5 separate regions of the Mus musculus genome follow, and regions 2, 3, 4 and 5 are each linked to region 1. Evidence: chromatin loops called from intact Hi-C (ENCODE). Cell type or tissue: gastrocnemius. All regions are shown on one strand.

The links. A loop is a pair of places that touch in the nucleus more often than their neighbours do. Peaks named below come from ENCODE experiments on the same cell type or tissue, not always from the same donor. Only the 100,000 strongest peaks of a DNase experiment are listed, where the experiment ranks them.
Region 2: it touches region 1 in a loop (4-fold over the local background); 18 of 42 quality-filtered maps call a loop at or near these places.
Region 3: a loop joins it to region 1, with 3 times the contacts of the local background. A loop is called at or near these places in 17 of 42 quality-filtered maps.
Region 4: it touches region 1 in a loop (2.8-fold over the local background); 9 of 42 quality-filtered maps call a loop at or near these places.
Region 5: it touches region 1 in a loop (4-fold over the local background); 13 of 42 quality-filtered maps call a loop at or near these places.

Annotation. Positions count from the first base shown.
Region 1 is chr12:110,700,484-110,705,483 of GRCm38, reverse strand. No RefSeq gene overlaps it. Among named protein-coding and RNA genes, the nearest start is that of Hsp90aa1, 6.6 kb to the right of the region's middle. In gastrocnemius, no CTCF peak of the experiment used is centred here; a DNase peak (open chromatin) is centred at 2,370; H3K4me3 peaks cover 256 bases; H3K27ac peaks cover 197 bases.
Region 2 is chr12:110,841,675-110,846,674 of GRCm38, reverse strand. 4921507G05Rik (RIKEN cDNA 4921507G05 gene) reads right to left here. Exons shown (of 2, transcript NR_152102.1): 2 at 2,871-4,266. n-TIaat6 (a tRNA gene) reads right to left here and starts at 1,337; the gene lies at 1,264-1,337. In gastrocnemius, no CTCF peak of the experiment used is centred here; DNase peaks (open chromatin) are centred at 1,399, 1,915, 2,793, 3,079 and 1 more place; H3K4me3 peaks cover 2,967 bases; H3K27ac peaks cover 2,789 bases.
Region 3 is chr12:110,595,668-110,600,667 of GRCm38, reverse strand. It overlaps Gm35558 (a long non-coding RNA gene), which reads left to right. Exons shown (of 2, transcript XR_381950.4): 2 at 304-4,060. Among named protein-coding and RNA genes, the nearest start is that of Dync1h1, 3.2 kb to the left of the region's middle. In gastrocnemius, a CTCF peak has its summit at 1,939 (motif pointing left); a DNase peak (open chromatin) is centred at 1,935.
Region 4 is chr12:110,452,211-110,457,210 of GRCm38, reverse strand. All of the region lies in intron 2 of Ppp2r5c (protein phosphatase 2, regulatory subunit B', gamma), which reads right to left. Among named protein-coding and RNA genes, the nearest start is that of Ppp2r5c, 7.5 kb to the right of the region's middle. In gastrocnemius, no CTCF peak of the experiment used is centred here; a DNase peak (open chromatin) is centred at 2,838; H3K27ac peaks cover 328 bases.
Region 5 is chr12:110,416,107-110,421,106 of GRCm38, reverse strand. It overlaps Gm40577 (a long non-coding RNA gene), which reads left to right and starts at 3,043. Exons shown (of 3, transcript XR_873021.2): 1 at 3,043-3,101; 2 at 4,385-4,497. In gastrocnemius, CTCF peaks have their summits at 1,986, 2,186 (motif pointing left) and 4,679 (motif pointing left); DNase peaks (open chromatin) are centred at 2,208 and 4,632.

The sequences.
Region 1 (5,000 bases):
TGTGCTGAGTTTTACAGCCTGAATGATACTTCCATCATGGAGTCGGTTGTGCTAAGGTCTGGGACCTGTTACAGAGGTGTGGGGGAGGGGGTATGGGGGAGGGGGCTGAGTCCAAAATTGTTTGCCCCACATGAGTTAACACAACAGGGTTTTGGTACACCCTAAGGATCAAAAATACTGACACCACAGGAAAGGTGGATAGCTCAGCAGCCGTCCACCAAGCTGGTGGGAGAGAGACTCCATTCTCCAGGCTGCCTGTCTCCTCCACTGCCTCACTACCGGCACTGAACTCCAACATATTGTGAAATGAGTATCCCTATAACAGAAGCAAGGCAACATGTGTCCTACAACATTAGAACTACTCAGGCTGAGAAGTGAGTGAGGCCTGCCCTCAGTTCCAGCATCAGGAAACCCCTTAGGACAGGGAAGGTTCCCCTCCCTCCCGTCACTACACTCCCTCCCGTCACTTCCACAGCTGGTCACTCACGCCTCACTCAGTCTCTCTTGAGCCCTCAAACAGCTCTCAGCCTCTGTCCTTGCCATCCCTTTCCCCATTGTGTGACCCACAGCCAGCCACTGCCCATGAGTGCCTTGTTGGAATTCCTTCCCTTCCACAGGCTGCACTGCCTGACCTAGTGAGCTGAGTTCCTTCTGAGAAAACCCATCCTGTTTCAGTGGCTTGGTTCAAAGACCACACTTGTTCCTCATCGTGAAATGGAGTCCGGGATATGTCGCAGAAGCAGATAGCTTTGCTATCGGAGGGGACCCGGAGGAAACAAGGTATGGCAGTTGGGATGCCAGCCCAGGTCTTCAGGATACAGTGCAGATGTCTGGTACTTCTGTCACTAATGTGTTGAGCTTGCTGGTGTCTACACACGAATTCACAGCTACTGCGCACAGAATTGCCCAGGTGGGCAGGCAAAACGAGGTCATTGTCAAGACCCTGTGATTCTCAGGAAAAGAAGAGACCTGTTTTGTTTTGTTTTGTTTTGTTTTGTTTTGTTTTGTTTTAAACTACAACTTAAATCTCCCAAATTACTCTACTCGGGCTTTTGGGGCAGGAAAATTAAAGTTTCATGACCTGTCTTGGTTATGGAAAGTTCCAGACAAGTTGGGCATCTAAGCAAAAGCCTGCCTCAACAGTAAAAAGAATGGGGCCCAGGAATGCAGCTCAGTGGCGGAGGGAGGACTTGACTGGCATCCTCAGGTCCATCCGACCCAACACCTCACAAACAAGTACTGGAAATAAAAAGAAGACGAAAGACTGGGATGCCACATCTTTTAAATTCACATTCCATTTTGGAGACCCTGACCCTAAGTTTGAATTCAGGTAAACTAACAGGCCAGTACCTAGCATTAGTTTCCAAGCTACCCCTCAACAAGACCCGAGCCTAGCTCCGGTCTCTAGGCTAATCGCCAACAAGACCAGCGTTTCCAGGTTACACCCTCAATAAGACCAGTGTCTCCAGGTTATTTCCTCAACAAACCTGCACCCCTGGGTTACAAGCCCACCCCCTGCCTAACGACCACCAATGCAGAGGACAGCAGAAGTTAAGTTATGATCCGACTCCCAGCACCAGCCAGTTATGTTAAAGACCACAGGAGCTTGCCAATCAGATGCATGCACACGTACTCCATCCCTGCTCCCTGCTCGCTGCTTCCTAGAGAGCCCTGCCTCCTAGGTGTAGTGGATGGGAGTGAGTTTACCTCCAATTATTTACAACAACTGGCTGTTGTTTTTTGTTTGTATTTCTCCACAGGAAAACGTGGGTTTTGTCACATGTAAGCTTGTCCTTGTGATTGAACACTTTAGATAGGCATTCGGGGATCTCATCCCATCCCCCACCAAAACTGTCCTGTGTGACAGCGGTGTGTTGGGTGGCCTGAGCTAGCTTGAGTAAAGGCCCTGCTATGAGTTGCATCAGATTGGCTCCTGTCTGTGTTTGGGGGGATCACTAACATTTCCCTGGCACCACAAGACTACAGCTCAAGAGCGAATTACTTCTTAGTATGTAGGAGGTCGGAAAGTCACACACTGCCTTGAACTCTCTTTGTCATCCTGGCAGGTTTTCAACTTGTCATTTCAGTCTGAGTCAGCTTCCTGCATTGCTGGGATGATAGGCCTGCACTACGGAATGCACCCAGGCCTGCTGCTCTCGGAACTTTGCAGCAGGGGGTCTGTGGTCCTGGCTGAGTCAGGAAGATTATTGGTGATTCCAGGCTGTCTTACACACAGGAACACCACCTCATCCTTGCTCCGCGAAGTACCAGAAGCTTTGCCTTGAATTCTTGAGTGAAGACTGCGGTGAAAGTCAACTCCCATGGGAGCTCAGTTGTTCCTATTGGAAGGCCTCCAGCAGCTGACCAGCAGGTGGCGCTAAACACCCGTGCAGCCCCTTAGGAATGAAGGGCTCTAGCTATACACTAATTCTTTCTGTATGATTTTGACTGCCCTGGGCTGGGTCTGGAGATGGTCCAATAAGGATAAAGAGATAATAATCTGTAATTTCAGTTTAGCTGGATGAGCTTAGAACTCTGGAGGAAGCACATAGAGGGATCTGAGCTCAATAAAGTGTCTTTAAAAAAAAAGGTTCCAGGCTCAAAGGGAACCTTTCAGGGTGGAGAGGTCAGGCCCTAGGGCTACCGTTGTAATTTACATAAAGGCAGGGATGGTAAAATGTGGAATAGCCCTGAAGTGTCCTTATGCAAAGTACAAGGTCGGGACAAGGACCCAGAGTCATGTGAGGGCTGGGGCAGAAAATTCCAAGAAAACAAAACAACAAGAATTCCTATGACCTCAGTTTCTCTAACCCAGGGAATTGTTCTTAGAAGGTGCTTGTGTGCCCTCCCTGGTGTAGCGGGTAAGAGTGAGTTCACCTCAGATTATTTACGAGGCAGTTGGTTTTTGTTTGTATGTTTCTGTGGGAAAGAAATGTGGGCTTTGCCACGTGTAGCTGTCCTTGTGATTGAACCCCTCACTCCGGTGATTCTTCCGAACCTTCGGATGTAAACTGCCCAAAGCTCTGAGACTTTAGACCTCCTCATTTCAGGCTCCATTCTTCCAGGTTCCACCTCCGCAAGAACAGTAGACGTTAAGAGGTCCGCCCTGCCGTAGAGGCTGCTTAAGGGTGAGAAAATGGAACTCGGGAGGAAGAAAGAGGCTGGAACAAACCAGAAAGCCAAGCAGCAGCCATCGCCCTTGTAGACTATCCTTCCCCTCCCTGAATCAGTTTCTTTGCTCGACGTGCATTTGCGTGTGTGTGTGTGTGTGTGTGTGTGTGTGTGTGTGTGTGTGTGTGGTGCTGGAAACTAGTGCCTCACATGCATTAAACATGTCTTTTCCAGCTGAGCAAATCTAGCCTTTGTATTCCTGATAAGGTTGCCATGATCTTCTTATGACTGAGAAAGCTGCCCCAGCTGTCGGGAGCTGGGCACTCCTCTGTGGACAGTGCTGTCATGGCCTGGTGACAGACCTGCAGATAATGTATGCCATGGGGCTGGATATAGGAGGGGGGTCTCCCCAGCCAGTGACTGTGTGAACTGGGTCCCAGACAGGGAACAGGAGAGAGGAGCTGGCTAAAGGGGCCCTGGGGCTGACAGCCTAGATAGAAAGTAAGGGCATAGTGTCCTGCATGCCCTGAGGGTTCCCCACTCCTTAAAATGGCAGCTGAGAAAGGCACGAATCAGTCCAGCAAAAGCCAGCTAAGTAGGGCCTGGCATGGCACCTGAAAGCTTGAGTTCTATCTAAGTAGCTCCTGAGCATGGGGGAAAGAGTGTTCCAAGGACAATCTGAGGCAGCCCTCAGGTGTGGTAGAGGGAGGCCTGGAGTCAGGTGACTCAGCAGGTTTAAGAAAACCACAGTGCTCCAGGGAAGGAAGCTCTAGCTCTCTCTCTCTCTCTCTCTCTCTCTCTCTCTCTCTCTCTCTCTCTCTCTCTCTCCTGCTGTCCTCTTGCCCCTCCCCGTTCTCCTCCCCCCTCTCTCGCCATGTGCTCATGGCCTGCTTCTACTTCTCTGCTCTCTCTCTCTCTCTCTCTCTCTCTCTCTCTCACACACACACACACACACACACACACACACACACACACACGACCTTTGGTCTGACAGGACTGAGACCCTGACAAAGCTCCTCACACGGGATGTTCACCTCTTTCTGGTTTGTCCCACCCTCTCAGAGCTAAGGGTGCTACTCCAGGCCAGACAATGTGCTTGTGTGGGGCTCAGACTCCCCTGAGTCCTGTCCCATCCCTGACTCCAGATTAGCACTAGCAGATTACAAACTGGACTTCTGCAAGGGGGTGGTTTGGGAGTGAAAGAGACAGGTTAGTGTTGTGCTTTATAAAGAGAGGGAAGGACTATGTTTAGTGGCTGTGAGGTCAGGTATTGGGGAAGGGGGTGCCTCTGCGGGCCCATGCCAAGGCATCCCTTCCCCCTGACGGACCAGACACAAGAAGGCAAAGTATAGAATAGAGTTTATTTAAGGCATGGGGGAGGGGAGTTGAGAGAAAGTCAGAGAGAGTAGAGTAGTAGAAGCCAGCCATGAGCACATGGAGAGAGGGGGGAGGGGAATGGAGAGAGGAGAGCAAGCAGGCAAGAGAGAGCAGAAAGGGCCAGCAGCCCCTTCATAGTGAATCAGCCACACCTGTTTCTTGCCAGGTAACTGGGACAGAGCCCAAAGTGCTAACAGTTGGGATGGAAGCTCCTACCCATTCTCTCTTACACCCACACCCTAGTTTTGGACCCCACTCACATACACTCCAGTCTCTCTCATCCTTCTTTTCCAGGGTCTTCCAGTTTTACTGAACTGTGCCTGCACCAGCCGCTTATATCCCAATAATGGTCAGCCACATTGGGACGTGAGCCGGAAACAGTTTCATGCCGTTGCCTGCGGCTGCCTAAGCAGCTTCCTTCTAGCTAGGTGAAACCGGGCTGCTGCTTTGTTGTTTGGTTGGTTTGGTTTTGGAGACAGGGTTTCTCTGTGTCCTGGCTGTCCTGGAACTCA
Region 2 (5,000 bases), 140 kb before region 1:
TTCCATGTTCACTGATACAGAAAAGTCATGCCAAAAACCACAGTCCAAAGGGCCAGGGCCCAGCTTAGAGGTAGGGGGCTCACCCATCACTACCGGGCTAGCTCTGAAAATGAAAAACAAACAGAAACAGATGACCATCTCCTTGCACTGATGGAGTCGATGCTTAGTTGTACGACCTGGAGGAGCCCAACCCAAGGCCCTGTGCAGATGGCTAAGTTCACAACAGCTGAGGTAAACCAGCCCACCTCATGGTGGAAAGCCACAGTTACAGCAGGGAGAAAAAGGAAAGCCAGCTTGAGATCTAGTCTCAGTGCCCAGCTCCATGCCCTACTGTGTCCCTGGCTAACCAAGTACCAGGAACTCGCATCCAAGACATGACACCTGCAGGCCCCTATTCTGGGGGCCGGCTGTCCACTTATTTTATTTTAATTTTGTATGTAATAGCAACAGTCCCACCCACTAGCATGAAATCCATAGGTCTCACTACAACGCAAGCACTTATCAAGACCTTAAGCTCTGCGCACTTGAGCTGCAGTTCCCTAATCCAGAGTCCAACCACAGTGGAGAAAAGGATAGAGCCGGCAGGTGCGGTGGCCCATTCTGTAATCTCAGCTGTCAGCGGTGGAGGCAGAAAAATAATCCGGAGTCTGGGCTACGAAAACCAAAACGCAGCACCCTGCGCCCACAAAGGAGCTAAAAAGGCGAGGAGCCTAGAAAGTTGGGGTTTTGGTTTGTTTGTTTGTTTGTTTGTTTGTTTTTGTAAACACCCATGATCAGCCAGAGACTAGGAAATTCCGTGAGAAAGTGTGTTCACTGCCCTCTGCCTCCAAACGCAGAACTAAGAGGATGAAGTGTGGAGTCGAAAATCTTTGACAGGAAGCAGGCAGAAACAAGCGAAGTCTTCTAGACCGGCGGTCAGTGGTGCGGGGGCCGCCCAGCGCGTGCAGTCTGCCCGCCGTAAATATCTGCGGAACGCTTTGTCCCGACCTGCATTTTCAGCATTAAGAACTGTAGTGAACTCTGAGGACCACCCGAGGCCATTTACAGTCTCGGAAAATGTCCCGGATGACCAGAGCAGGATTTAAAAGAGTAATCTAAGATGTCCTATTCAAGTGGCTGGTGGGGTCGGCGACAAGGGACAGCAGGAACTTCGGCTCTGTACTGGCTGGAGGGTTAGGCTAGGAAGAGGCTGAAGTCAACTTTCTAGAATTTAGAATGGTAGTGCTTACAAATTGCAAAACTTCTTCTAAAAACAAACTCCCCTGGCCCGTACGGGGATCGAACCCGCGACCTTGGCGTTATTAGCACCACGCTCTAACCAACTGAGCTAACCGGCCAGACGGCTAAGGTCTGCTCTCAGACAGTCTACAAGGTCTGTCCTTGTAGGAGCCTGTGCTCCAGGCTGTCTGGCTCCTCCCCTTCTCCCCAGGGTTCCAAGCACCCGCCTCTCTCCCAAGCGCTCTCCGCCCCACCCGAGCCCTTGCTCAGTGTGCTACTCCTTGAGCAGATGAAGAAACTGACGCGGGGGTGGGGTCCTACAAAGAACCCAGACCCCATAGGGGAAACATATCCGTTGCCGGTCAGAGCTCCGAGAATATTTGCAGCGAGAAAACTAGGGAACTAACGCTGTTGTCATAGCTGAATCAAACTTAGAATACGGAAATCCAGACAGAAAGCGAAGAACGACCGCGAACTTAACAGCATCGAGTCACCAGCAGCTGCTAGGACCTTAGCTGCCTTCCTGCGGACCTGAACCCCGTGCTAGTCCGCCCCCGCAAGGTCTGATTATTTATTTGTCATTCTTAAAGACTATTTTTGACTGGACTCAGAAGTAGAAACTCTCAGCGAGAACAGCGCACGCCACTTGGCGGTCTGTTCCTGGAGTTTTTCTTTGGCTTCCTTCATTTTCTTGGCCAAAAGTTTAGCATGTTCTACAGCCTCCTCCTCGTTTCCCCAGTGCCCGTGCGTACGAAGCACCTCGGGGAGTTTCGGACAGCCGATGGCCGCGATTTCCCTGTTCTGGATTTTTCAGCTTCCTCCTGACACGGCCTGGAATTCACTTCTAGCTTTCTTTCAAATCGAGGCAGCTCTCCCGCCTCGGCCTTCCGAATACTAAGATTACAGGCACGCGCCACCACGCCAGGCTCAAAAATGTCTTTATAAATCGTTGCTAAGTACAGTAACGCATGGAGTGAACAAGACTGAAGTTTTTCTCAAAAACAAAACAAACAAAAGAGCCACCACCTCTGCATCTTGGTTTAAGTTCGGACAATATCACGGACTTACATGAAAATACTACTTTGTATCTGGCAACCTGGTGGCCAGAGTAACACCGCTTTGCAGATTCCCCTAAAACCTCACTCAAAAAGGTGTGGAGCAGAGGCAGGAGGCTGGAAGCATTTCCAGAGAGACCCGGACTCTTCAAGCCAGTAAATAGCTGGGTGAAGTGGCGCTTGCCCACCTGTAACCCCAGCATTTGGGAAGTGGAGACAGGGGGATCAAGAGTTCAAGGTGGAGCAGTCGAGTTCGAGGTCACCTGGTTTTTACCCTCCCTTTCAGCAAGACTCCTACTGTCACGGAAGGCAGGTTTCCCTACGTCCCTGCGTGCAATCTGTTTAAACACCCCGGGTATTTATGCGGTGAATCCTCTCCCACCACCACGTCGTGCACTCCAAAGGGCCGCAGCCAAGCCGACCTCAGCAAACGCTGCGAGTTCGAGCCCACTTTCCCAAGGGATGGGTCAGAACCCGCTTAGTGCCCAGGCTCACCCGGCTACCCGACGCCAGGACGCGGCCAGGCACAATGACTAAGAGGGAACGCTAGGGGGCACCCGAGACCCACGGAACTCAGAAACCAGGCGGCTAAGAGTACAGAAAATTAAGTTTTCTTAAGGGAGTGGATGTGTCTTTATACACAGCATTTTAAATAGCCCACTTTCTGATTTTTCATTTGTTCGCGTTTTTGAGCTATAGTATCATTTAGTCCAGGCTATCCTCATAGCTGAGCATGGCAATGAACCGCTCCTCTTGTTTCCATCTCCCTGAGGTTAGGAGTATAGGCATTCACTGGCAAGGCTGAATTTTATGCCGTGCTGGGGAATCGAACCCTGGGCTTCATACAAGCTAAACTACCAAATCAGCGCACCCCCAGCCGTATGTTTCCTTCTAGTAGAACTTTTTGTGTTGCCCTGTGTTCTGTTGTTTAGCTTTCTACATGAGAGTCGTTGGCCTGAGTGGATTTCGTTGAGTTCCTTTTTTTGGACGGTCAAATGCACGAGACCAGAGAGCAGCTGTGCTGTTTTTGTCTGTTTGTTGGCTCTTAGCCGGAGATGCCTTCAAGGGCTTCTTGCTACAGTCTGGGTTGGCTGTTCTCTATGCCTGCTGCCCAGCTCATCTTCCCAGCCTTCCCCATCCTGTGCTGGATCCCTCTCCCGGCAGCCCCAGGGGTTTGTCTCCCTCACTTTGGACGTCCATCATCCATGGTGACTCCTGGGAAGTGATGAGATCTCCTTTCGTGTGTGACCCCATTTTTGCCTCTGCCCCCACCACACCAATAACTGGGGAATTCTAGAAGAGAATTAGAAGCAATTGGAAGGCCACACTCCTCTTTTATGGCCAGTGAAATATTCAATGTCATGCCCCCTGTGCTTCTGTGAGTCTATCCCAAAGTTATCACATTGGGATAGACTCACATATCCCAAAGATATCACATTTGGGATAGACTCACAGAATGTGAGTCTATCCCAAAGTTATCACATAGCCTACGATTTAAGAAAGACAGTTTGCAGCAGGGGCAGTGGTGGTGTCCCCCTGCTTCTGTATCAAAAGATCTGGTGGAAAGAGTCACCTGACAGGAAAGCTGGAGTGGCAAAGGATAAAAGCATTTTCCAAAGTCTATGTAGCTGGAACTATGTAACCCAGGCTGGCCTTGAACTCGCAGAGATCGGCCTGCCTCCACCCATAGCCCCAAGCCACAGTGCTGGGACTAATAGCAGGAATGTGTGACAACCCCCTTTTCTCTGTGTCTCTTGCTTTTTCCAGACGCCTGAGTTGATTCTCCTGGCCTTCTTCACTAAGGCTCCATGACTCTAAGCTTGTCCTTCCTCTCCCCTCTGCAGCGGCTGGTGATCGAGCTCAGTCACTGAGTTCTAGCTTTTATCTTCCTCTTCACATTTTTAAATTTTGACATAGAGCTCTGGAACACACAGTCACAGGAAGGCAGAACATTTTCCATAGAGAAACCGAAGTCCTGCTTGTGAATTCTGGGCTTGGGGTGAGATGGAGAAACAGAAAACAAATAGGGAAATGAAAATAATTTAAATGTTTCACTCCCAATGTGTGCATATGAAAACTGTTAGACAAAAAAAAAAAAAGAAAGAAAAATAGACAAACAGAAGGGCTTTTCAGATGTTACTTCTATTTTTCTATTTATTTATTTGTTTATTTATTATGTATTTATTTACTTATTATATTACAGTAAGTACACTGTAGCTGTCCTCAGATACTCCAGAAGAGGGCATCAGATTTCGTTATGGATGGTTGTGAGCCACCATGTGGTTGCTGGGGTTTGAACTCAGGACCTTTGGAAGATCAGTTGGTGCTCTTAACCACTGAGTCATCTCGCCAGCCCCAGATGTTACTTCTAATTTGCTAAAACACATCAGTTGTTCCAGGGGCCAGTTTGAAACACACCCTCCATAAAATATGTACACGTTGAAACCCTTTGCGCCCAACTTCTTCTGGGCACAGAAACACAGGGAGTCAGAAGCCATGGGCTGGTGTCTGGGTTCAGTGATCCACCAGGAGGTGCCCCTGACAAAGCTCTTTATCATCTTGGGACTCCAACAACAGGATATATGGTTTCTATTGCCCAAGTCAGCAAAAACACTTCTCCCATCTGCCTGTTTAACTGGGTCAAAGGGTAAAGTTTGTCCTGAATCCTCAATGCTTAAAATCAGGCTTGCCCCTAGACAGATAAGAATGATACAGAGGTGACAGGTG
Region 3 (5,000 bases), 100 kb after region 1:
AGTTTCCCTGCATCTGACCCATCACCCCTCCTCCCATACACGGAGGACAAGAAGGGCAGAATCTCTTTGCTTACTTTCTTAGGGTTAGTAACTGGCCTTTGAAAGTTCAGGTCATAACTTGCCTGTTCAATTGGGTAGAGGGAACTAAGCCAAAATGATCTTTAAAAATATAATAATGCCGAGTTAGAAAGCTGAGTCCTGATTGGTGGGATGATGGTGGTATGACTTGATTCTCCCAAATCATCTTTGGAATACGGGAAGCCCTACAATATGCTTATTCCTTGCACAATTGTCCTGTGCCAGGTCCCAGAGGCTGCTGATGGAGGCCCGAAGATTCTTCTAGAAGCCAGACAGAGAGAGAGACAGAGAGACAGAGAGAGAGAAAACAGATAAATATCCCCATTCTCCCTCCATCAGCCCACCCTGGTGTAATGTGTCATAAATAATCTTGCAGAGGTGAGAGGACAGACCCAAAGCTACTGTGGTGAATTGCTACTGTGGAATTGCTGGCGTACTGGCAGTGATCAATACTGAATGTCCACCTGACACTAGGTGCTGTGTTAGTGTTTCCCTCTGCCTATCCTGCAGAGATAGGAACAAGGACAAAAGACCGGAGATTCTGAAACCTGCAGGGACTTAGTGGGTGTGGGGCTGATTGCACACTGGCTGCACTGTGAGTCAGCACCTGGGAAATGCAGTCATTCAGTTATCCGAGGACTCACTCATCTGCAACCTGGCTCCACGCCAGGGGACAGATAGCAGGCTCAGACTTTGGATTATTATCATTCCAAAGAAGACAGAAATGATTTGTTTACAAGGATTTACAAGTGGATCAAACCTGTGTGCTTTTTCAATAAACATTCTGTTTTTGTTTTTTAATATAGTAAGAACAGACCTGCTGCACACAGGCTGCTGAGATTTCTAAGGGCACCATCCTAGAGGCTGGCCAGGCTGAGACAGGGCTAACGAGGAAGCTGAGCTTGGCTGAAGATGCCCTTCTGCTTCGTGGCATAGGACGCAGCCAATCTTGGGTGGGGACCCGGCCTTTCTAGTCTCCTGTCTGTGAAAGCATCTGCTTTCAAGTGTTGAGAGGAGCTGGGAAGAGCATTTCTTTCCTGATGAGGGATGCTGGTGGCGGCTAGAGTACATACAACTTTGTCATAAATTTGTGATACACTGTGTAGAGGTCTTGCGCATTCCCAACATCTCTTTAAAATACCATATGACGTGCTGTTGAGATACCGTGTCAGGCTCATTCTCTGTATTCTGCCCCCTCTCTCAAGCCCTAGAGAGCACACAATCTCTCAGTGGGACCACTGTCAAACCAGCACCTCCAGGCTGTGTTTCCAAATACCCCTTCTCTGAATTCCATATTGGACTTTTGTTTTTCAAGGTCTTGTCATGTAGCCCTGATTGGCCTGGTACTCAGCATGTATGTAGTACATGCTGACTTCAAACTTGAGCAATCATCCTATCTTGGCCTGTAATTCCAGCCCTAGAATTGTGGCGTGTCCTACCATACCTGGTTCATGTTGGGGCATTCACTCATAATCAACCCCACATCTGACATTGCTCTTAGGCCTGGAGAACACCCAACACTTTCTTAATGTATACTTAATGTATGCTTCCAGTCCAGGAATGGGAGGAAGGCGAGCGGCAGGGCACATACAGGTAAAGATTTGGAATTTCTTTGCCATACTTTCAGACAGACGACATCATTTGCGCTACTAGGCACAGCTGGAGGATCTAGCTGGCATTTCACCTCACTGCAGGGCACTTTTGATGAAGCTTGTTCCAGACTCTTATCCCCTTTCTGTCTTGCTTCGGCATTAAATGGGCCTCATAAGGACTGAACTGGATCCGGGTTTTGGAGTTGAAGACCAGGGAAGCCTTGCACCATCAGAACAGGAAAAGTCCATTTGCGCCCTCTGGTGGTCACGAATTTCCTCACTTTCAGGGGGCCTTCTTTCTACTCCCCACCTCCCCATCCATCTGTGTGGTGCCACCCGGTCAGCTAGCAAATGCCAGCCTGTGGTTCGGCCCATATTCCACCACCCACAGGGAAGATTTATGAAGACTTTCTGGGCAGAAAATTTACCTAAGCCCTAGATGCGCCTGGTACTGCCTAGCTCCTTCCCTTTTCCCTCTAGTAGAACCAACCACGTCTCTTACCAAAACTGTGCCCCCAGCTAAGTTTCCTGCTTCCTGGGTGCCCAGCCCCCTCTCATCTTCTGCTTTTCTGATTCTGTCTCTTTCATCCAGCCTACTTCTTTAAAAGGGTTGGGGGTGGGAATCTATACAGTTGCAGCACTAGACAGGCAGAGGCAGGAACATGGCAAATCCTAGGACAGCCTGGGCTACATAGTAAGACTGTCTGAGAAACAATCAAGTCAAAACAAAGCAAGGCGAGAGAGAGAGAGAGACAGACAGACAGACAGACAGACTATGTCACATCTCTGCAAGCACCACATTTCTGCTGCTCTTTCCAGCAAACTCCTTGGGAATAAACACAATTAGCCCTGTCCTGAACACTTCCAGCTCTCCTGTAGTGGTCTGGATATACTTGGCCCAGGGAGGGACAATATTAGGGGGTGTGGCAATGTTGGAATAGGTGTGGTCATATTGGAGGAAGTGTGTCCCTATGGGGATGGGCTTTGAGGTCCTATGCCCAAGCTCCATGTGGAAGAGAACCTATTGGCTGCTTGCAGTAGCCAGTCTCCTCCTGGTTGCCTCCAGGAGGAGGCATGGTCATGGTGTCTCTTCACAGCAATGGAAACCCCAAGACACCTACCCAGCCCTTATGTTCCCAGCAAGAGTGGTCAATATCACCAACCCTCTGCGCCTGGACAAAGCCAGTGGCTGGGTTTTGGCCTTCTCTTGCTTGACACGCTGAGATACTTGGCACAGTCGTCCTCAGCCAGGCTCTGCGGACCCTTTCCTTCCCTCCTCTTAAAGAGGCTGTGGCCCAAGGCTTGGTGTTCAGCTCTCTTTGGTCTTGAACCAGTGACTCTGCAGCCTGATGTACAGTGCAGCGGTACCTGCTGGCTCCCAACATCAGAGGGGTATTGGGGTGTGCTACAGAGGTTGAGTAAGTGTTCTAGAAAATTCCAGGTTGATTGGGAGTTTTTTTTTTTTAATTCTTCTATATCTTTCTTCTCCTCCTTGTTCACCCTCCTCCTCCTCCTCCTCCTCCTCCTCCTCCTCTGCTTATTGTGTTTCAAAGTGAACTCAGCGTATTGTGCATTCTTAGCAAGTGCTCAGGACTGTAACCCTGGACTTATCCCCGACCCTCATTGATTGTCTGTTCACTTGCTCTGTTGGTTATTTTCTTAAGTATGTCATGTTTTTATTGAAAGTGTTAGTCTACTATCCCAGCAACCATTTTCATTTGTATTGTCAAGCTGCATGCTCTCTGAGGCACTTAACACAATTACCTCCTACACCTCAGAGAACACATCAATTTTACATAGTTAGTGTTAAAGGCAAATAAATATCCCGAAGGTTTTGTTAAATGCTTTCTTTCAAATATAATATGGGAATGGCTGATGCTCTCCATTTCACAGAAAAGGAAAATTAAATAAAAGATGAATATGAAAACTCTGCTTTCCAAAACTTCCCAGTGACCCCAAATGTAAGATACATGAGCAGCTAAGGTTTACTGTGGAAACCTCAAATTCTCTTTAGATGACTGATTGATGTAGTGCAATGCTGCTGTTTACTAGTCATCCATCAATAATCATCAATGCAAATACTGTCCTCAGAAGCCTGCAAGGATCCCACTTACGAGAACCACCTGCAGGAAGAACTCTTGCTTACACAAACCCAAGGTAGAAAGGAAATGTATGCTGGTATAATAAGGTTCTAGCTCTGTTGATTGTTGAGAGAAGAGCACCATTGCTACAGTCCCTCCCCCTAGAGAGTTTGGTCTGTTTTTAATTTCTTTTCCCACTGAGGTAAGGAGCCTCCTTTCTCCAAATCTTTCACCTTTGAGGCTGCTGCTGAGAAGGATATTCCCCGTTGTAAACTTTGGCTCCCATCAGTAAAAAGTCCCATATCTGAATTGGGAAGTGGCTCATTCTTCAAGGCTGACGGTGAGGAGAAAGTCCTTTATAATAAAATCTCTCCAGTCATGGAGGGCACTCCCTCCTCTTCAGGTACGTTATGTGGCTGGATGATACAGTTGCCATGGTCTTGGATGAAGGGGTGACCCGGCATTTCCCTTGGTCAGGATGAGGTGGTCTTATAACTGCCTGCCTTGGCACCATGTAGTGCAAGCTTTCGTTCTCTGTGTTAACAGGGGTGCTTCCTTGGTGTCTTCACAGGACTGAACAGGTCTCACATAAGGGCCATGCAGACCCCAAGACCAGAGCGTTTCATAAACAGGAGTTTCGGGTGTACCTCACCTGTGTGGTAGGTACATAGGGTGGTGCGGCAAAGACCAGCTTTTTCCTCAGACAGGTGCCTGCTTCACCTGCCTTCCCTCCACCTCACTGTGACTTAAGACGTCTTACTTTAGGGCTGAAGATATAACTCTGTGCTTACTAATTTTTTCTCATGAGACTTGCCTGTCCGTTCAGATGAAAGACCTCAGAGGAACCGCAGGTTGAAGCCCAGTCAGATCCCACCGCCACAGGGCTAGGGGGCCATTACAAGCACCTACACATTCATCGTGCATTTCCAAGTTATACATTCCAAGCTTAAAGTGCTAGTATGTGGGGCAGGAGAGATGGTTAGGCGACTGGTGATGCTAGCTGCCTTTCCAGAAGACCCAGGCTCGGTTCTCAGCACCTACACGGCAGCTCACTGCTGTCTGTGGCTCTAGTTCTAGAGATCTGACACCTTCATATATATGTAAGCAAAACACTAATGCACGTAAAATAGATTATTCTAAAACATTTCTAGTCTGTCTATTTCTCTGGAGGCCAGTACGAATGCATCAGTATCCTTTTGAGGCTTTTATGTGGAGCCTAGTGTCACGTCCTCAGTGTCCCATCGCGGCT
Region 4 (5,000 bases), 250 kb after region 1:
GTGTGTGTGTGTGTGTGTGTGTGTGTGGTGTGTGTGTGTGTTTCGAGTTGGGGAAGAGCTAGAATTCCTCAGTAGGTGAACTGAATAACCATCAGGTGACCCAGCAATCCCACCCTGATTCTTCTCTCTGGCCGCTGTCCTGGATTGGAGACCACGGCAGGTGTGCTTTGGTCTAATTGCTCATCCGCCTAAGAGACCCCAGGGTTTCCCTTAGCCTCCTTCTTGTTTTTAAAAGATTTATTTGTTTTATGTATATGAGTACACTATTGCTCTCTTCAGACACACTAGAAGAGGGCATCAGACCCCATTACAGATGGTTGTGAGCCACCATGTGGTTGCTGGGAATTGAACTCAGGACCTCTGGGAGAGCAGTCGGTGCTCTTGCGTTTGAGGTACTAATCGCAAACACAGTGTTGCTCATCAAACTCAAAGCAAGATAGATGACTTTCCTCTTGAGAGTTCCGAGTGCAGACTCCGGCCTCATCACTCGCATCCCTGGGGAACCTCAGGCAGCTGCAGGGCGATCTAAGGTATCCTGAGGCACAGGGCAGCGACCTTTCTGACCTTCTCAGGGCCCGAGCACTCGGACTCTGGGTCCTTCCAGGGGAAGCTCTTGAGAGGAGGGAAAGTAGAACTATCTACCAGGTGCCATGAGGAGCTGGGGCGACAAGCCACCCAGGCAGGCCCCTGCTGACTTGTGTTATTACCACAGTGGGTATGGGCCACTCTCCAAGTCTTCCCAACAGTTACTGGGCATGGTGGCAGAGGCTACCCCAGAGAAGCAATAGATATCAAGAAAGGGTGAGGACTTTCTAACAGGCGATGCCTCCTCCAAAGTCCAAATGTCTCTTCTGTTCCCCACACCTCCTGTACAGCAGGCATCCTCCTCCTGAACATGGAGTGAGAGAATTCTGGGCAACAGAGACATGGGTGCTTGTTAGTCTCGGTGCTTCAGAATTATTCATTCAACCAGCAAAATAAGCAACTGGCTTGGTGACAGAGCCTCACTCCTAAGCGTCTTACCATATAAGGGATTACTACACGGAACAAACAGCATGTTTCCTTCATTCAAACTCTGCAGCTCTGAGAATTCACGAGGACATGTGAGATGCCTACTGTGCCAGAGAGCAGGGCCAAGCCACTGGGATCACAAGGGGTTCACGATGGTGAACGGAGGCAAACACAAAGGATGCTCCTTGCCGTGAGCTAACCAGGGCTGGTTTCAGATGGGGGTCCAAGCCTGTTGATAACCAACCACCTCACCACTTTCTCTGAGTGGCCAGCTGCATGGATGCACCCTGGACCAGGGCCAGAAAGCCAAATCCCTGGGCCACACTGCCCTGCTTCCACCTACTCCATGAGAGGCAGTTCTGTGAGAAGGTGGTACCTGTTTGCTGGCCATTGTCTAAGGCTGCTCTCTCCTACAATAGCACAGTCAGCAGCTGGGACAAACCATACAAATATTTTAGGCCCAAAAGGCCTAGGACAGTTATATCTAGCCCTTCACAGAAAGCTCATTTTTCTAGGGCAACACTTCCTGCTGAGAGGTAGAAACAGAGAGGAAGGAGGGTTTTCTGATCATTGACCATGGATTTGAGCAAACCTGCCAGCCTGTTTCCCAGTGGTAGGAAAGGACTCACAGAGCTGTGACCTTTGGTAGCAAGAATACTGGGGGTCATGTGCCATAGGCGTCTCTGGGCAGAGTTCTCCACAGATGAATCTTCAAAGGGGAAGCTCAGAGGAGGGGATGTGACTTGGCTCCAGGGACCCACAGAGGTGGGGTACCATGCTATGAATAGCCACCTTCTCCTACTCTGCAAACCCACTCACCCACCAGTTATCTGCCCTCATTCGCCGGCTCCAAACACCCCAACACCTGCCTATCACCCCTTTGGGAAGAGAGAGTTCCATCTGAATGTCAAATCCTTGGCAAGACTGTCCCTGAACACTGAAAGCAGGCTGTGTGTGCAGTGAGAATAGATTCCCGTACTATTTAATAAAATAGTTAGACCCAGGGTCTAATGCACAGTAGGCACTCACATGCTTCACACTGACAACACCCCAGCCTTCATACTGTATTTTAACCATGGATGTTTTCACCTATAAAAATGTAGACATACAAGACACTGTCTGCAAGAGCGACTATGACACCATGTGCCTTCTCTTGGGTTTCTCAAGGTTCCCTCACCTAAGAAAATGGAGTCTCCTCACGTGTAGAACTTGGGGAGGCCTGTCATGGACCAAGAGGTAAACATAGTGCCTTCACACCTTACCAAGATACTCTCTCTTGTGTCTTCTTTTCTCTAAGTTTAGCTATTCTCTTGCCTATTTGTTTCTTCTTTTTGTTTAAATTTTTAATCTGAACTTTGATAATTTGTATTGTTAAAGAGAGCTAGTGGGGCTAAACTACAATCCGTTCGCTCATGTTAGAAATGGTTGTGTAAAATACTGTCTGGCTACTTGTCAGCTCTCCCTCACGGGACTCTCTCAGACACTATATACACTCCACATCTGGTAGGTCTGAGCCACACGGGGCTACTGCGCACTTGAAATGCGGCTAACCCAAGGAACTTGACTTTAATTCTCATGACTTTAGGTTGAAATGAAATCACTTGATGTGGCCAACTTCTGAGCTCCTCCCTGGACAAAGCTAACATTTGTGGCCACACCAACGCCTGTAGGCTGTACAGTGTGGGGAACTCATCTATCAATGTCACATTTCTCAACAAGAAAACCACACACACACAAAGATAAAGGGCAGCTCTGTGCACCCTCAGTGAAGGCTTTTAGCCTCTCCCTGGAGTTTAAATTCTAGGCTTGTTCTCTGACTCCCCCAGGTGGAGAAACACGGATGCTGCGGCCTGGGAAGCAGCAAAACTACTAAGTACTGCTCCCAGCCAGGGGAAAGTAGAGGAGCAGAGACAGTGCTGCTCAGCCGGGACCAGGGTACACCCACCATCTGGGAAACACGGCAGGCTCTTCCCATCACTGAAGCTTTCAGGGCAGTTGTCTTGTGCCTCAAGAAGACATCCTGTGAGCCATGCCAGTGGCTGGGCAGTTAGCTGATGACCATGATGACCAGGGATGTCCTTTACAAGGGCAGGGAAACTTCTGCTCTGTCCTGTGGCTGTCCACAAGCCTGTGCTCCCCCTGCAGCTACCTGTGCCTCCATGTTTAGGTTACCTCTCCCATCTCTTTCCCTGCCTGTCCCACAGACCTGGTCCTGTCCGCTTAGGCGCTAAAAGCGTTGGCGCCCTGACCCAAAGCAGCATCTGGCTCTTTCTAGGAGATGGGCCCTACCTAGGCCCTCCATTCAACACCGACTAAGGGGAACTGGCAAGAAACTCCCAAGCACACAGACTGTCCAGAGGCAACGGGAGCATACAGCACACCTCAGTCAATGCTTACGTTCTAAGCAGGTCAGGACTGCATTAACCTTCTTATCCCCACAATCCTCAGCACCATGCTCACAGGGGCCAAAAGGGCCAAAGATGCCCAGGCCAGAAACCCATCAATCCATCCATCCACCCACCTATCATCTATCTGTTTATCACCATGAAGTGCACTGCCTTGAAAAATACAGCAAAAATATCTTCTTCCAAGACGCAGTGTTCAAATGAACGTAATTAGGAAGGAGAAACACACTTCAGTGGAAAGCCCACTCTGAAATGCTTTAAATAGAACCAGACTGAATAGATAGATACATTTACCACTGATCTTCTCTAGCAAGGTCTGTGAAACAGTTATTCTTTTGCCAACTAAGAATTTTCTAATGCTTAGAACTTTCCCAAAACAGCAGAGGAAGTCCTGTCCCAGGTGTGGGCACATGCCTACAATCTCAACATTTGAGTAGCTAAGGTCTGAGGCTAGCCTGGGCTACATGGTAATAAGACCCTGACTCAGATATAAACAAAAAGAAAAGTCCTAACTGCCGTATCATCTGAGCTAGTATGACGTCACTTACTTAAAATCAATAATATTGAATGAAAGCTCTGCCCTGAAATTCCTTTCGGGATTAAAAAAATCATAAAACAAATAATAATTAAAGGTTATTTATAACTTACAATAATAGAACAGTAAGCAGGCTGACCTGAAGCTCTCCCTTTTCTGGCACTATTTATCAAGTGCGGAGGACTGACCACAAGGCCTTTGCACTGCACTCCCTAGGTACACGTTCCACGGCTGGGCAAAATTCCCAACCTTCTAAGCACTTTTTAAATCCACTGACCACTGTATTTCTCCACTGTAGGGCCCAACTAACACATGGAGATTGCAAAGAAGCACGGATCTTGTTAAATAGCTGGCCCCAAAGGACTCATCTAGTAAGGCAAGCGAGCCACAGGCCCAAAGCACTGTGCCGTGGATATGTGATGGCAAATTATTTCCCACGTTTATATTAGACAAAAGAAATATGGCTTAAGGAAGGAAAGCCTTCCCTGAACTGGACAGACGGCTCTGAGTTAAGAGCACCTGCCATGCTTGTAGAGGACCTTGGTTTTAGTCCTAGCACCCACACGGCAGCTCACAACCACCTGGAACTCCAGTTTGGGCCACCCTCTTCTGGTCTCTGTGGGCACTAGGCACACACAGTACACACAAACACTCACGCACATAAACAAATATAAATTGTTAAAAAATAAATCTTAAATTTCAGATAGATGAGCCTGAGCTGGTGCTCCAGGAAGCCAAACTGTCTTCACAGCAACTTGGATGGGATTTCATGAGTTCACTTCAGTCTCACGCCGGGAAGATTTGTGTGAGCGATACATGTGCTACCAAAATGGACTGACTGTAGAGCCAAGCAGCTAAAGATGTCCAAAAAACCTAAAGCAATGCCCCCCTTTTCCTCAAAAAAAACTATCTATCTATCTATCTATCTATCTACTTATGTGAGTACACTGTAGCTGTCCCTGGACACACCAGAAGAGAGCATGGGATCCCATTACAGATGGTTGTGAGCCACCATGTGGTTGCAGGGAATTGAACTCAGGACCTCTGGA
Region 5 (5,000 bases), 280 kb after region 1:
AGGCTGAAAACATTCTAGGCCTGGATTAGATTATACGGTGACTAGACGCTTTCGTGACCAGGTCTCAGTTAGCAGACTGAGGTGGTGAGCCTCAGAGATGACAATTGTACAGGGGGATAAAAGTTACTTTTACAAGAAGGTAAGTAGGGCTGTTGAGATGGCTCAGCAGGTAAGAGCACTGACTGCTCTTCCAAAGGTCCTGAGTTCAAATCCCAGCAACCACATGGTGGCTAGCAACCACCCATAATGAGATCTGATGCCCTCTTCTGGTGCGTCTGAAGAGAGCTCCAGTGTACCTGTTTATAGTAATAAATACATCTTTAAAAAAACCCAAAAAACAAGTAGGTAAATAACTGGGTGAAATCAGCCGTGATCCTTCTAGGTGGAGGAGAAGGTTTGCCAAAGGATGGGGCCTAAGTATAAGTGTGCAAAGATCTGGTCCCGGGAGGGAGACTGGCTGTGTGCAGTGGCGTGTGAGCTGAACTTTCAAGCCCAGTCTCCTCTCCAGAGCAGACTGATATTGGTCTCCCAGCACAGCTATAAGGATTGACTTCCTGGCATTCTCTCAAGCAGTATACCTCCAGGTTCCTGGTGTAGCTATATAACTACACGTGGGCTCTACCCTACACCTCGGGAGCTCTGAGCTCTCTGGAGCACAGGGTTCTGTAGCTGCAGGGTAACCCTCTGTTCCGAAGCTCGCGTGGTGGCCTCTTGTGACACACCCTTGTCCTACTCAGCAAGCCTCCCTCTCGTCATGCCAGCTTCTTGGAACCTTCTCACAGGTCCCCCAAACAGCCCTGTGCCCTGTTGCAGTCTGTCTGTGACACCCCTTCTTTCCAACCTTCTCCTCCATTTGTCCCCCTGTCCCCAAAGTATCTACCAGGAAGGAGCACCATGAGTGTTGGGCTTTGCAGAGCTGAGGGATGGATGTGGCCCTGAATTCTGCACAGAGTCCCCAGGCCTATGTGCAGGACCACGTGTAATGGGGTTTAGATAGTGTAGTGGTTTGTATTTGTTCGGCCCAGGGAGTGGTGTTATTGGAGGGTGTGGCCTTGTTGGAGTGGGTGTGGCTTTGTTGGGGGTAGGTGTGTCACTGTGGGTGTGGGCTTTCAGATCCTCATCCTAGCTGCTTGGAAGCAGCTTTCCACTAGCAGCTTTCAGATGGAGATGTAGAACTCTCAGCTCTGCCTGTACCATGCCTGCCTGGATGCTGCCATGTTCCTGCCTTGATGATAAGGGACTGAACCTCTGAACCTGTAAGCCAGCTCCAATTAAATGTTGTCCTTTATAAGACTTTCCTTGGTCATGGTGTCTGTTCACAGCAGTAAAACCCCAGCTAAAACTGGTAGCCAGGCAGGAGGGCTCTTTCTGGTGTCATACTGCCCCATCCCAGTATGTGGTCCTGTAGAAACTTCAGATCTGGCTCAGAGCCTCAGTTGTCTGGCCAAAAGCCTGCACATTTGCCAGACCCTTTGTTTGTTGTTTGTTTGTTTTTGTTTTGGAGACAGGATTTCTCTGTGTGGGCCTGGCTGTGCTGGAACTCACTTTGTAGAACAGGTTGGCTTCGAACTCAGAGATCCTTCTGCGATTGTCTAAGTGCTGGGATTAAAGGCATGCGCTGCAGCCACTGTCACCCCCCCTGCCCCCGCGCGCCCACTGCTGGACCCTTTTTGGGCTCACCCTAGGGCACACACTTTCAGCAGCTCACAGGTGGATAGAGCATCCTTGGAAGATTTCCTCTGGAATGTTTACACAATGGCTTGGGGTTCCCAGGGTGACCATCGTGGTGATGAGCCTTCTGCTAAGGGTCACTGCATGATCTCAAACTTCAGTTTTCATCTGTAAAATAGAAACACCAAATACCTCATGGGTAGTTGCAAGGATGGAGCTAATCACAGCCAACAAGCTTATGTACTCAGTGATGAGTGGTTTCTGTGGCCCAAGATATTAAAAGCAACTATGGCCGGGCGTGGTGGCACACGCCTTTAATCCCAGCACTTGGGAGGCAGAGGCAGGTGGATTTCTGAGTTCGAGGCCAGCCTGGTCTACAGAGTGAGTTCCAGGACAGCCAGAGCTACACAGAGAAACCCTGTCTCAAAAAAAAAAAAAAAAAAAAAAAAAGGGCAACTATGATCCTTGAGCGCCATCTGGTGTTCAAAGCTTATCATTGCATCTAGGAGTTCTCAGCTGGGTGGTTTTTCTCAAGTTATTATTAGGCCTGCATCCCTCTTCCTCTGCCGCATGTCAGCCTCTGGCCTTTCTGCAGGCAGCAGGCAGCCTATTCCTGGAAGGTGGACAGAACGTGCCAGCATAGGCCACTCTACTCCCACCCTGCCAAGGACACTTGGGAACAGCCTTCTGTCCCTGGTACCCTTTAGGCTGATGAACAAAGCTTTGAGGACAATCTCGTTCAGTTTCCTTTCTCTGGTTAGTGATTGGGGCTGCATGCTAGGTTTTTCATTGTGTGTGCATCATGGATGCGCGCGCGCGCACGTGTGTGTATTGTCAGGCGTGCACACAGATGTGTGCATGTGGGTGTGTTCACTGGCTTGTGACCACGGGGACACCAGAGATCAATGTTGGATGTCTTCCTCTATCTTTCTCCACCTTACCTTTTGAAACAGTCTCTCACTGAACTTTCAACTGGCCCTTTGGCTAGAATGGCTGGCCAGCAAGGTCCTGGGATCTCCTGTCTCTGCTTCACCTCAGCTGCCTGCCCTGCCTGCAACCCGGTGCTGGGGCTCTGAACTGGGCTCCTCCTATTTTAACAGGAAACACAGTACAGTCAACAGGTGTGTGTGTGTGACCCTGGGTCAGGGACGTAGCACTTGCCAGAAATAAATGTCTACGCCTAATGTCACCTTGAGCATTCAGCCTTTCTTCCCTGCAAAAGGTTACGCGGGCGGGGCTTGTTGACCATTTATGCCCCTCCTCCTAGTGGGTGGGGTAGGGCTCTAGATTCTGCCTGAAGTATCCACCTGTTCCCTACCCCGTGGCAATTCTGCTCGAGGCCTTGGGGAGGGGCTAAAGTACATAGAGGCGGGAAGGACCAGCCCCGGGACTGTTTGTGTGGCTGCAGGGATGGCCCTCGTCCTTGCTGGGTGAGGCTTTTTAGGTGTGGCTAGTGTTTGTAATCCCTCGCCTTACCCTCTGTACAGAAGCCCAAGGAATGCATTGATTCCCACTCACTTTGGCAGAACTATGCCTTGGCGTGTTCCTGCGACCTTCGGAGGAGGAGAGGTGGACTTTGCTAATGCCTTCTCTGAGGAGGAATTTTAGCTACAAAAAAGGAGGGGGCGGGGAATGGACTGGGATTTTTTTTTTTTTTTTCTGGCTTGTGGACTGTATTTTCATGGTGGTCTGGGGTTGTAGGGTGTGGCGGGCATGTCATCGCGGTGTCAGGAATTGGAATTGTTAGGAAGTTGGAAGGACTTTGGTCAGTCTATAAGCAGTTCTAACTCCTTTGCGGCAAGTGGCTTTCCTGACTGAGACCTCTCACAGTTGGATTTGATGGCTTTGTTCCAAGCCTTCAGCTCCTTAGATGAAGCCCATTGACATCATGGAGAACAGGGTGTATTGCTGGGGCCGGGCTTCCGTTGTTATCAAAATGCAGAAGTGACCTCAGACACAGATGGACGTTTGATCAAATAGCTGGTACTTTGTGGCTGCGTATCGTCCGTACATTAAATTAATCACGACAAGTGCTGACTGAGGCCCGGGGAGATGGCTCAGTTGGTGAAGTGTTTGTTGTGCAAGTTCAGATCCTCAGCACCCACAAGAAAGCTGAGCGAGACAGCGCATGCTCAGGGGCTCACCAGCCAGCCAAGCTGAGCGAGACAGCGCATGCTCTAGGGCTCACCGGCCAGCCAGCCTAGCCAAATTAGTGAGCTCCAAGTGTGGTGGGAGACCCTGTCTCAAAAAATAAGTTGGCGGATGATTGAGGAAGGAACCCAGTGTTGACCGCTGACCTCCGCGAGCATTCATGTATGCGTGTGTACTTCTACACACGTGCACACACAAATCTACATATGAGTGTGTATACATATGCACACAGAAAGGAGAAAAAAAGAAAAAACATACCCCAAGAGTCGAGTTACAGTGTTTCATACAGCACTGAGTGCTTTCTGCATTTTGGGGGGAAACTTGACTGGTGGGCGTGTATTCTCCCGTGAAGGTAGCGAACGTGGACTCTCCTGTGACGAATGGTTACATGGATTCCCCTGTGATGGTTGGTTACTCTTTGCATCTTGGCATTTATTGCTGGATATTTCGTTAAAACTTTGTTTCACCCCAAATTATATATATATCTTAATATCTTTATGTTTCTATTAGTAGAAACGATGGCTTCAGATATTAAAACATTAATGTGTTAATCTTTCTCCAGGGTCTGCTGGCATTGTATTAAGACCTGGAAAACGTTTCTTCTCTTTCTACTTTCCTGGATGAGTTGGGAAACATTGGTGTCGACATTTCCCCCATATGTGGAAGAGTTGTCAGGTGAAGGCACTTGGTTCTGAAATTTTCTTCATTAGAATATTAGGAGGGCTGGAGAGCTGGCTCAGCGGTTAAGAGCTCTAGCTGCCCCTGCAGAGGACCCAAGTTGGCTTTTTGGCACCCACACCTTGGCTCACAGCCGCCTGTAATTCTAGTTCTAGAGGGGCCTGACTCCCTCTTCTGGCCTCTATGGGCATTGCACACATGTGGCAGAGCTTAATAAAAGTAAAAGTAAAAAGAAAAAGAAAAAAGCCCAGTGGTGCTGGTGTGGAGATGGCAGGTATCTTCAACCCCAGCACTTAGAAGGCAGAGGTAGGTGGACATGTGTGTGTTTGAGGCCAGCCTGGTCTACATAATGAGTTCTGGGATAGCCAGGGCTACACAGAGAAACCCTGTCTCAAAAACAAAACAAAACAAAACAAAACAAAACACAAAACAAAAAACTAAAAAGAAAAAACGAAAAGATAAAAATTAAAAAGAAAATGAGGACAAGAGCTGGCAGTGGT